2 separate regions of the Homo sapiens genome follow, and region 2 is linked to region 1. Evidence: chromatin contacts called from ENCODE Hi-C or POLR2A ChIA-PET data. All regions are on one chromosome and are shown on one strand. Each heading gives the region's core, a stretch centred on a gene start or an enhancer-like site at or near the end of the contact. The rest is flanking DNA. Distances are from core to core; before and after follow the strand shown.

What was found. A loop is a pair of places that touch in the nucleus more often than their neighbours do. ChIA-PET counts read pairs that join two places held with the same protein, here RNA polymerase II (POLR2A). Pooled maps may share reads with other maps.
Region 2: a pooled map shows a loop between it and region 1 (2.4-fold over the local background). The contact joins the promoter of PLEKHG6 here to the enhancer-like site in region 1. A Hi-C loop is called at or near these places in 1 of 168 maps with a recorded cell type or tissue (astrocyte of the cerebellum) and 6 of 50 pooled maps. POLR2A ChIA-PET finds 5 or more read pairs at or near these places in 6 of 52 experiments (A549, Caco-2, MCF 10A and 3 more).

The regions. Positions count from the first base shown.
Region 1 is chr12:6,265,486-6,270,469 of GRCh38, forward strand. The region is part of intron 2 of LOC105369625 (a long non-coding RNA gene); the gene reads right to left. It also overlaps the pseudogene ATP5MFP5. Among named protein-coding and RNA genes, the nearest start is that of PLEKHG6, 43 kb to the right of the region's middle. RefSeq lists an enhancer at 3,350-4,095. Within about 2 kb of position 1,891, at least 7 of the 41 ENCODE cell types and tissues checked have a DNase peak (open chromatin) inside an H3K27ac peak, as active enhancers do.
Region 2 is chr12:6,306,948-6,311,931 of GRCh38, forward strand. PLEKHG6 (pleckstrin homology and RhoGEF domain containing G6) reads left to right here and starts at 3,735. Exons shown (of 16, transcript NM_001384598.1): 1 at 3,735-3,901. RefSeq lists an enhancer at 2,549-3,269 and a silencer at 3,632-3,681.

The sequences.
Region 1 (4,984 bases), core at 641-3,140:
TCTTTGGGTTGTAGTTGGGAAAATTGAGTTAACACATCCAAGTGCTTAGAACAACAACTGACACAAAAGGTTCCTTAAATGTTCAATTAAAATATATGAAGAAGCGGCCGGGCGTGGTGGCTCACGCCTGTAATCCCAGCACTTTGGGAGGCTGAGGCGGGTGGATCATGAGGTCAGGAGTTCAAGACCAGCCTGGCCAAGATGGTGAAACTTCATCTCTACTAAAAATACAAAAAAATTAGCTGGGCGTGGTGGCATGCGCCTGTAATCCCAGCTATTCGGAAGGCTGAAGCACAGAATTCCTTAAACCTGGGAGGCGGAGGTTGCAGTGAGCCAAGATTGCACCACTGCCCTCCGGCCTGGGCAACAGAGCAAGACTCCGTCTCAAAAAAAAAAAAAAAAAAAAATATATATATATATATATATATACATATATATACGAAGAGGCTAGGTGCGGTGGCTCACGCCTCTAATCTCAGCACTTTGGGAGGCCAAGGTGGGCGGATTACCTAAGGTTAGGAGTTTGAAACCAGCCTGGCCAACATGGTGAAACCCCATCTCTACTAAAAACATAAAATTAGCCAGGCGTGGTGGTGCATGCCTATAATCCCAGCTACTCAGCAGACTGAGGCAGGAGAATTGCTTAAACCTGGGAGGCAGAGGTTCCAGTAAGACAAGACTGTGCCATTGCACTCCAGCCTGGGCAACAAGAGTGAAATACTGTCTTGAAAAAAAAAAAAAAAGCAAGCACATATGAAGGGGCCAGGCATAGTGGCTCACACCTATAATCCCAACACTTTTAGGAGGCTGAGGTGGGTGGATCGTTTGAGCCCAGGAGTTCAAGACCAGCCTGGGCAACATAGGGAAACCTTGTCTCTACAAAAGAATACCAAAAAAAGCTGGGCTTGGTGGCTCATGCCTGCAATCCCAGCTACTGGGGAGGCTGAAGCACAAGAATCACTTGAACCCGGGAGGCAGAGGTTGCAGTGAGCGGAGATCACGCCACTGCACTCCAGCCTGGGTGACACAGCGTAACTCCATCTCAAAAAAAAAAAAAAAAAAGGCCAGTAGTGACCTGTATTTGCACCGCTGCACTCCAGCAGAAGTGGTTTCAGGTGCCCAAGAGCAGGTGGCGGAAGGCAGGTGAGGTGGAGAGCAGATGCCCATAAACAGGCAGGTCCATGTGGGAGGGAAGCTCCAAGAGGAGATGATGCCTTCAGCTGGGAATAGGGAGGTGGCTGGGAGTAAGCAGAGAAGGCCAGACACATCCTTAAGGGAAAATGGATGAGAAGCTTTTGAATCTGTCTGGCTGACAATAACCGCTCACCGCCTAGGACTAGACAATTCACAAGACAGTTTCTTAACACGTCCTTATTCCAACCTCAACAGCCCCAGGGAACAGGCTTGTCATTCCTCTTTGTGGGAGGGAAACTGAACCGGAGGGGGATTAAGGCCCTGGGCTTGTTCGTGGGGTCTTAGACCTAAAACCAGGTCTTCCAAGTGAGGCTGTCCTGCAGGTCTCACATGCACACGCACACACACGCACACACATACACACATGAATACACACACACCCTCCCAAAGGGTCCCGGGCCCTGCTCACTAACCCCCTCTCCCGCTCGGAAAGGTGCCCTGGAAGGCAAGTGGCAGAAGTGACTTTGTTGTGGGGATGATCTCAAACCTGCTCTCACTGGGGGGAAAGTTAGTTAATTATTCACAAATGAAAAAAACAAGGTACAGGGTAATGGGAATAATATGCTAACATTTGGGTACTAAATAAGGGAAAGGAGGAATGTGTACAAGAGTGTTTGCTGATAGGTGCACAAAATGTTTCTGGAAGGATGCCCAAATTCTGGTAAGGATGGCTGCCTCAAGGGAGGGAGCTGCCCAGAGGGAAGGAAGGGGACTTTTCAGCGTGTACCCTTCTGGGCCTTTGGAAATTTGATGTGGTTACAGAAGCAAATATGTGCTTTAAAATACACGCAAGTGCTTTGGTTATGATGAATAACAGATTACTTAAAACACACCCACGACTGAGGTATGTTGTCATGTCATGACTGAAAACCATGTTCCCCCCTGGCCCCTCCTTTCCCTCCCCACGGTTCCAGTTGTGGGAGGCCACAGGCCCGAGCGTCATGATCCTTGTGAATGAGGGGGGGCAGACCACATCAGGCTCTGCAGCCTAGACTGTCCTGTCTGCCTCTTTGGGTGACCACAATCGCACCCACTCAAGCTAGACTGGAAAAGAGGGGAGACCAGGAGCCGTGGCTCATGCCTATAATCCCAGCACTTTGGGAGGCCGAGGTGGGTGGATCACCTGAGGTCAGGAGTTCAAGACCAGCCTGGCCAACATGGTGAAACCTCATCTCTACTAAAAAATACAAAAATTAGCCAGGCGTGGTGGTGGATGCCTGTAATCCCAGCTACTCGGGAGGCTGAGACAGGGAGAACTGCTTGAACCCGGGAGGCAGAGGTTACAGTGAGCCGAGATTGTGCCATTGTACTCCAGCTTGGGTGACAGGAGCGAAACTTCATCTCAAATAAATAAATAAATAAAAATAGGGCAGTGGAGCACAGGTGTGGTCCCAGCTACCGGGGAGGCCAAGGCAGGAGGACTGCTTGAGCCCAGGAGTTCAGTGAGCTGAGATGGCACCACTGCACTTCAGCCTGAGTAACAGAGCAAGATCCTGTCTCAAAAAAACAAAAGAGTATAAACTCAAAAATACACATCAGTGTAGTATGGGAAGTTAATATTTTTAAAAATAAGATAAAATAATAATAAATTAATTTAAAAGTAATAAAAAAATTTTTAAAACAGCACGGGATTCTTGTCCAGAATTGACAACACAAAGGGACTGAAGCGTTCCAGGCCCCAGGAGCAGCCATGCAGCAGGCCTCTTAATTCAGAGAGCAGACAGCGCTCAGGCACCCATGCCAGGCCCGAAATGGTCATCCCTCTGGTGGGCTACCTCTTTTTCTGCTTTTTCAATGTGTCTTCCTGCTTCTGCCCCCTCTACCAGGAGGCCCAGCTCATCACATCGCTCAGACACCAAAGCCCCCCAGTGACCCCTGGTCAGCTGTGGTGGGGCTGCCCTTGGGCAGGGTGCCCAATGCTGGGCCAGTCAGCTGAGGTCAGAGGGGACAGGGCCATGTGGGTCAGGACAGGAAATGCCCACCCTAGGAACGCGCAGCAGGGAGCCGGGAGAAGCTCAGTTTCTCTCAGAGGGGGCTGTAGGCGGGGCATTCATGTGGTGGACAAAAAACCTCCAGGACGCCTTCAGTCCAGCAGCCTTAGTTCACCTCTCCAGGCCAGCCTGGCCTCACCTGACCTCCAGGCACTGCCTTCCCTGGATGTGTACTTGCGAACAGAGGCGAAGATACCTTCCCCCATCTAAGAGCCAGGAGAAATATCACTGATATTTGTTACAAGGGAGAAGCCCCAGCTTTATAAATACCTGCCTACAAAGGGCCCTCACATGTACCCCTCCTCCCTTCCCTCCTCGGCCCCAGCCTCTGGCAGCCACCCCACTTGCTGCCTTTGCCAGGGCTCCAGCAGTAGTGAAAATATTTGGAGATTTTGGCCAACCCACGAAGCAAAAAAAAAAAAAAAAAAAAAAAAGAGCAAAATAAACCACCAAGAAAGCATGGGATTTTAAAATCAGAAAGACCTGGATTTCCTTCTACCTCTGCCACTCGCTAGCTTTATGATCTTAGATCAGGCACTTAACCTCACTCAGTTTCTTCACCTGTGAAGTGGGAGGGACAACACCTAATTCACAAGGTTGTCAGGAGAATGAAAAGCGAAGATATACATGACAAAGCCAGCCCACTACGGGGCACACAGTACAGGCTCACAAATGGCTGCCCCACCATTCCCTTTCTCCTTACATTTTCTTTCTTTTTTTTTTTTTTTGAGACAGAGTCTCACTCTGTCGCCCAGGCTGGAGTGAAGTGGCATCATCTCTGCTCACTGCAAGCTCTGCCTCCCGGGTTCACGCCATTCTCCTGCCTCAGCCTCCCGAGTAGCTGGGGCTACAGGCACCCACCACCACACCTGGCTAATTTTTTTTGTATTTTTTAGTAGAGACGGGGTTTCACCATGTTAGCCAGGATGGTCTTGATCTCCTGACCTTGTGATCTGCCTGCCTTGGCCTCCCAAAGTGCTGGGATTACAGGCGTGAGCCACCACGCCCGGCCCCCTACATTTTCCTTTCCTGTCCTCCTTCAGCATCGCAGCCACACTATATTCCTCATTAATCCCATATATTACTCAGGACTCTTGCTTGCAAGTGACGGTAAACCTTATTCAGACTGGCCAATGAGTGAAAGGAAAGTCTTTGGCTTTGTGGACCTGAACCATCCAGGCACACTGGGCTCCAGGGTACACACGGTACCACCAGGGGTTGGTCTGGCTTTGGACATTTACCAGCTCTGCTTCCCTCATTTTCAGGTGTATTCTTCCTTCATTCATTTATCAAATATTTCTTTTCTTTTCTTTTTTATTTATTTTATTTTTATTTTATGTTTTTTAATTTTTTTTACCAGTCATCTTTTATTTGGGGGTTAATTCCCATTAGGATATGAAAGGATTCAGCAGCGATCGAGATTGTGTTCCTCACGGAGGGGCTCAGGCCTAGAAGGTCGTGGGGTACGGGGTGCAGAGCGTGTCCTCTTCAGTAGCATTTGCGGAGCCGCTCGTGCTTGAGATGCTTGTAGGAGAGGCAGTAGCTGAAGATCACGTAGCATGCCAGCACCATGGTAACCCCCGAGATGCTCCCCTTCTTCACATTGATGTACTTGTTGTAGTACCGGTAGTAACTTCTTCGAAATGCTCCGAAAATGCCACTAGGGCTGAAGTCCCGCGTCAAGATCCAGCTTGGCAACTCCCCCAGTTTGACCTCCAGAAGTTTCTTGTCCTTCACTGGTATGACTGACGCCATCTTGGAGTCGTGGTGTCTTTTTCTTTCTTTTCTTTTCTTTTTTT
Region 2 (4,984 bases), core at 2,485-4,984, 43 kb after region 1:
GAAAGGCTTCGTGAAGGAGGCAGTCCTAGGAAAGACCTCGAAGGAGGTAAGTGGAGTCGGAGGACAAGGCACCCAGCTGAGGGGAACAGCTTGAGCAAAGGCATGGAGTCAGGAAAGTCGAGGCCGACCCAGGGAATGGGGACACATCTAGGGATTGAGTAGGGAAGTATAACTGAGGTCAAACTGCGGAGGTCCTGGAAGGCCACAAAGAAGGTTCGTCCTCCTAAGCCACCACCCAGAGACCCTCGGCTCGGAAGCTGGGATATTCCCAGGGAGCCAACAGGGTAGACCCTCAGGAGGCCTTTAGGGAAGTCTGCCCTTCCCCAGTTTCTTTTTAAACATGCTCTTCCCTCCTCCAGAAATGTCCTTTCCTCCTTCTCAGCCCAGCTGACTGCTACTCATCCTTCGAGTCCCAACACAAAGCTCGCCTCCTCTAGAAGCCATCCCTGGCTCCCCTATGTAGTAACCGGTCCCTCCAAAGTGTTCCCACAGCTCCTGACTTAGTCGTTCTTGGTCTAACTTAAATATCAATGTTCTTTTCGCCCATCTGCCTCCCCACTAGTCTGTAAGCCCCTAGAAGTCAGGGCCTCTTATTCTTTTCTATATTCCTACTGTCTTACACATTGCCAGTAAATGTGGAAGGAAGGGGGAGGGGACGAAAGAAGAAACGGGAAGCACCAGTTCTGGCCTGAGGCACCAGAGGCTTTGCCCTGTGGCCTGTCCTCCTGGTATTCATCTGCCTCACATGACCTGGCGCCTCCTAGCTTGAACCCTCAGTTTCTGCCTCGCTCTGGGCAGGGAGGACACAGCTCCCATTAGCTGCCTCCTGTTGCTAGTGCCTGCCAGCCCCTCATTAGCCCAGATGGTCCCCACTTCTGCCCTGAGAGATATGGGCTCAGCAGAGGTCGAGGCACAAATGAGTTTCCCTGACCTTCCTGCCTGGTGAGCCCCTTATGCCAACCCCAGGCAGTTATCCTCAGGCTGCTATTGGACAGAAGCATTTGATCCTCAGAGCTCTGACCGTGGACACACACTTTACCATCAGTTATGGGGTCAATCCAGGGGCCTAATGAGGAGCATCTTACCTGGGAGAAAGTGAGGCATATGACTCAAGCTAGACATGTGAGGAAAGGCTAGGATAACCAGGAATAAAGAGAAGTATCCAGATGGCATACTCTGGTCCAAGGACCAGATGGCCCCTAGCCTCACTTGGCAGAGGCCAAGCCTCCAGCCTCCCAATTCTTTACATTTCATTCAGCTCCCTGAGAATGCTCCCCTCAGCCTGCCATAGGAGTGTGCTCTCCGCAGCACAGAGGAGTCATGGAAGTGGAGACTGTGAGAGTGACAGAAGAGAAGAAACAGAACATGGAGGCCTGCCTCCTAGGCCACACACCTGTGCCCGGCCACACCTCTGGCTTCTAGACTCCAGCTTGCCCTGGGAACCTCTCCTCCCAGGGAGGCTGAAGACAGGCCCTGGGGCAGTAGTGGGTGGAGACTGGACCTCAACGCCTAGAGGGAAGTGAAAGGGTTAACCACCCCGCCACCCACCACCACCTGCCACTGGGCCCCTCTAGCCAGCTCACCCCAGAGCACTGTAAGCCCAGGCTTGTCTTTGGTGCTCTCTCAATTTCATCTTCCCTCTTATTCCTCCTTCCCACTCCTTCTGGGAGACACTGGGAGGAGAAGCTAGGGGCCATTGGCACCAGCTGTCTCTGGGGTGTCATTTAATACTGTCCGTAATCACCACCTCCTCTCCTGGCTTATTAACTCTTTCCCTCATGGCTACTCTTGTCATCCCTGGACATCTCTCTATCTCTGTCTAGCTCTCACCACACACACACACACACACACACACACACACACACACACACACACACACACACACAGTGAATGGGAAGAGGGAAGGGCTAGGAACTAGGCACACTCTGGTTTCTTGCCACTGCAGTTCCTTTCCCACCTGACTTCACCCCCGAAAACTAGTCCCACCACCAGCTGGGCCAGGAGCAGGAGACAGGCTGGTTCAAGGAGCTGGAGGAACAGAGGACACTTCTGAACCAGCAGAGCAATCACACAACAGCAAGCTCAGAGAAAGAGAATCCCAGAGGGCAGATTTGAGGATGGACACAGGGAATACAAAATTAGAAACTGCCCAAAGATATAGATTCCTCCTCCAAACAAAATAGAGTCACCAGAGTCCGAGTGAGGACTAGAACACTCTGATCATGTATGCGTTTCATAGCCTAGATGGGAAAAGGGAATAGAGGCCTTTTCCCCTGGCAACTCAAGGAGATTCTGCTTCTGAAAGTGTTTCCTGAACTTCAGGATGCTCTGAAGAAGTAAGGAGCCGTATCAATCACTGTTGAGTTCATTGGCAGGAAATAGACCACAGTCAGGGTGAGGGGCTGGGAGCCTCAGACCTGCCACCTGCCAACTACAGGGTCTTGGGTTTCATGGTTGTGAGATTATAATGACCACACATCCACAGGACACTTCTATCTCAAATATCCAGTGCTTCTGTCAGACGAGGTGCCATGATTTGGAGAAGTGAAAAGGTGGGGAAACCGAAGCAGGAGGATCGCTTGAACCCAGGAGTTGGAGTCCATCCTGGGCCACACAGCAAGATATTGTCTCTATTTTCTTTTTAAAAAATAAATTTTAAAAATAAAGAAAATAAAGTATGGTCCTTTCATGCAATGCCCAGCATGTGTCAGTCCTTCCACAGCATCTTTTTCTTTTTCTTTCTTTTTTTTTTTTTTTTTTTTTGAGATGGAGTTTCACTCTGTTGCCCAGGCTGGAGTGCAGTAGTGCTGTCTTGGCTCACTGCAACCTCCACCTCCCAGGTTCAAGCGATTCTCCCGCCTCAGCCTCCCAAGTAGCTGGGACTACAGGCGCCCGTCACCATGCCCAGCTAATTTTTGTATTTTTAGTAGAGTCGGGGTTTCACCATATTGGCCAGGCTGGTCTCCATCTCCCGACCTTGTGATCCGCCCGCCTCGGCCTCCCAAAGTGTTGGGATTACAGGCGTGAGCCATCGCGCCTGGCCCCACAGCATCTATTTTAGCAGCCACCGCAAGGGCTGGGTGACCCTGGTGTAGCCGGGAGTGGGCTTATTTGCAGGTGAACTGGGAGGGTGCCCCCACCTGAGTCTTAGGTCATAGGAGAAGTGCGGGTCAGGCCTCAGCTGCCTATCCCTGGAGCAAAGGCAAAGTCCAGGATAGCCTTCCAGTATCACCTTCCACCAGGCAGGCCAGCCGGTCCTCTGAGAGATAAGGCTCACACTTTGGACTCCACACAGCGACGGGGCCCCCTGCCCCTCCAGCTGGCAGGCGGGCTCCCTGCCTGCTTAGGGGTCTAGGCCGAGGCAGGGGGAGGACCGGACGGCCGGCCACTCGCCGCGACCAGCAGGAGAGAGGGGTGCCTGCCACAGGTTGTCACCCTCGCCGCCTCCCCCGGCGGCGCCCCGCCCCTTACTCAGCCCTCATTACTGCAGCGCCTCGCGGGGGTCTGGCCCGGAGTGGAGGGCGCGCGGTCCCAGCCCTCCCGCTCGGCCGGCGGGTGTCGAGTTCAGGTGCGACCGAAAAGGGGAAAGGAGGGCACCGCCACGTGAGCTGTCCTCTCCGGGGAAGGCGGTGGCTGCGTGAGGGCGGGGGCTGCTCGGTCCCCAGGGCCCCGCCCCTCTGCCCCTCTGCCCCGAGCGGTGCTGGCGGTAGGGAGGGGCCAGCCCGGTCCCCGCCCTCCTCGCCCGGACCCGCGCTGCCCGGCTCCCGCGGGCCGCTCGATCCCAGTCCCAGGCTGGGCATCGGGGCTGGCTGGCATCGCCGGGGAGCCGACGGCGACGGGGAGCCCCGCGGGCGGGGAGGGCGGCGCAGGGCAGCGGGTGCGGTGACACCTGTGGGCACAGGTGAGCGGCGGGAGGGCTACGCGGCCCGGGGGCGGGGCGGCCGGGACCCGGGGCCTGGAAGCCGGGGCGAAGGGGAAGGAAGGCCTGGCCTCCCGAAGGCGGGAGGAGGGGAGCCGGGGGCTGGGCTGAGACAGGACCCTGGGTAGGGAGCAGTGCGAGGGAGACAGCGCCCTCAGAGGGAGGACTATTGGGAGGCGGCAGGAGGGACAGCGAACGTTTCCTCCTCTGCTCCTGAATCGGAGGAAGGTAAGGGAGGGCTGAGGCAGGACCTCAGGCCCACCCGGTCGGGGCACAAACACCTGCGCAGCCTTCTTGAGCCCACCGCCCCTTAGGAGGCCTCTCCTCTTCCAGGCCCTGCCCACTCGAGGGCGGGCCCTCCCTCCAGGTTTAGGGGGGAGGGATGGAGCCCCACGCCTGGCCCCCAGCTCCATGGTGGTATTCCCAGAGTCTGGGGAGGACCAAATATATAGCCCGAAACTGGAGAAACTCTAATTCTATTTGGCTGGTCTCTAAGGGCAGTGGCCGGACAGCTGGCCCCACTCACCTCCCTGTCTGTGGTCAGGAGGGTTCAGGTAGGAGATGGGCAAGCCTTTCAGTAAAGGCCAGACAGTAAAGATTAGAGACTTCGCGGCCTACACCGTCTGTCCCAACTAGCAAGAAGCAGTCACAGGTTATTAGGAGACCAGCAGAAGAGGATGGATTCCAACAAAACTGTGTTTATGGACACTGAATTTGAATATCATGTAATATTTACTTGTCCCAAAATATTGGTGGCTTTTTTGCAGGGGGGGCAGCAGTTGTTTCAACTATGTAAATATGTAAAGGCTTACAGGCTGTACAAAAACTGGTGGCAGACTGGGCTGTCTCCAGCCACCCCCACTCCCAGCCCACCCCACCCACCATGGCCTCCCTCCAGCTTTTTCCCAAGCTTTATATGGGGAAGGGGATGGGGTTATATCTAGGTGCAAGGAGAACCCTCCCACCTGGGTGTATCCAGAAAGCCCGAGACCTGTCTGTGACCCTTGTTCCCATTTGAGACCAGTGCAGGAGCTTGTACCCCAAATATGCACACATGTGAGAGAG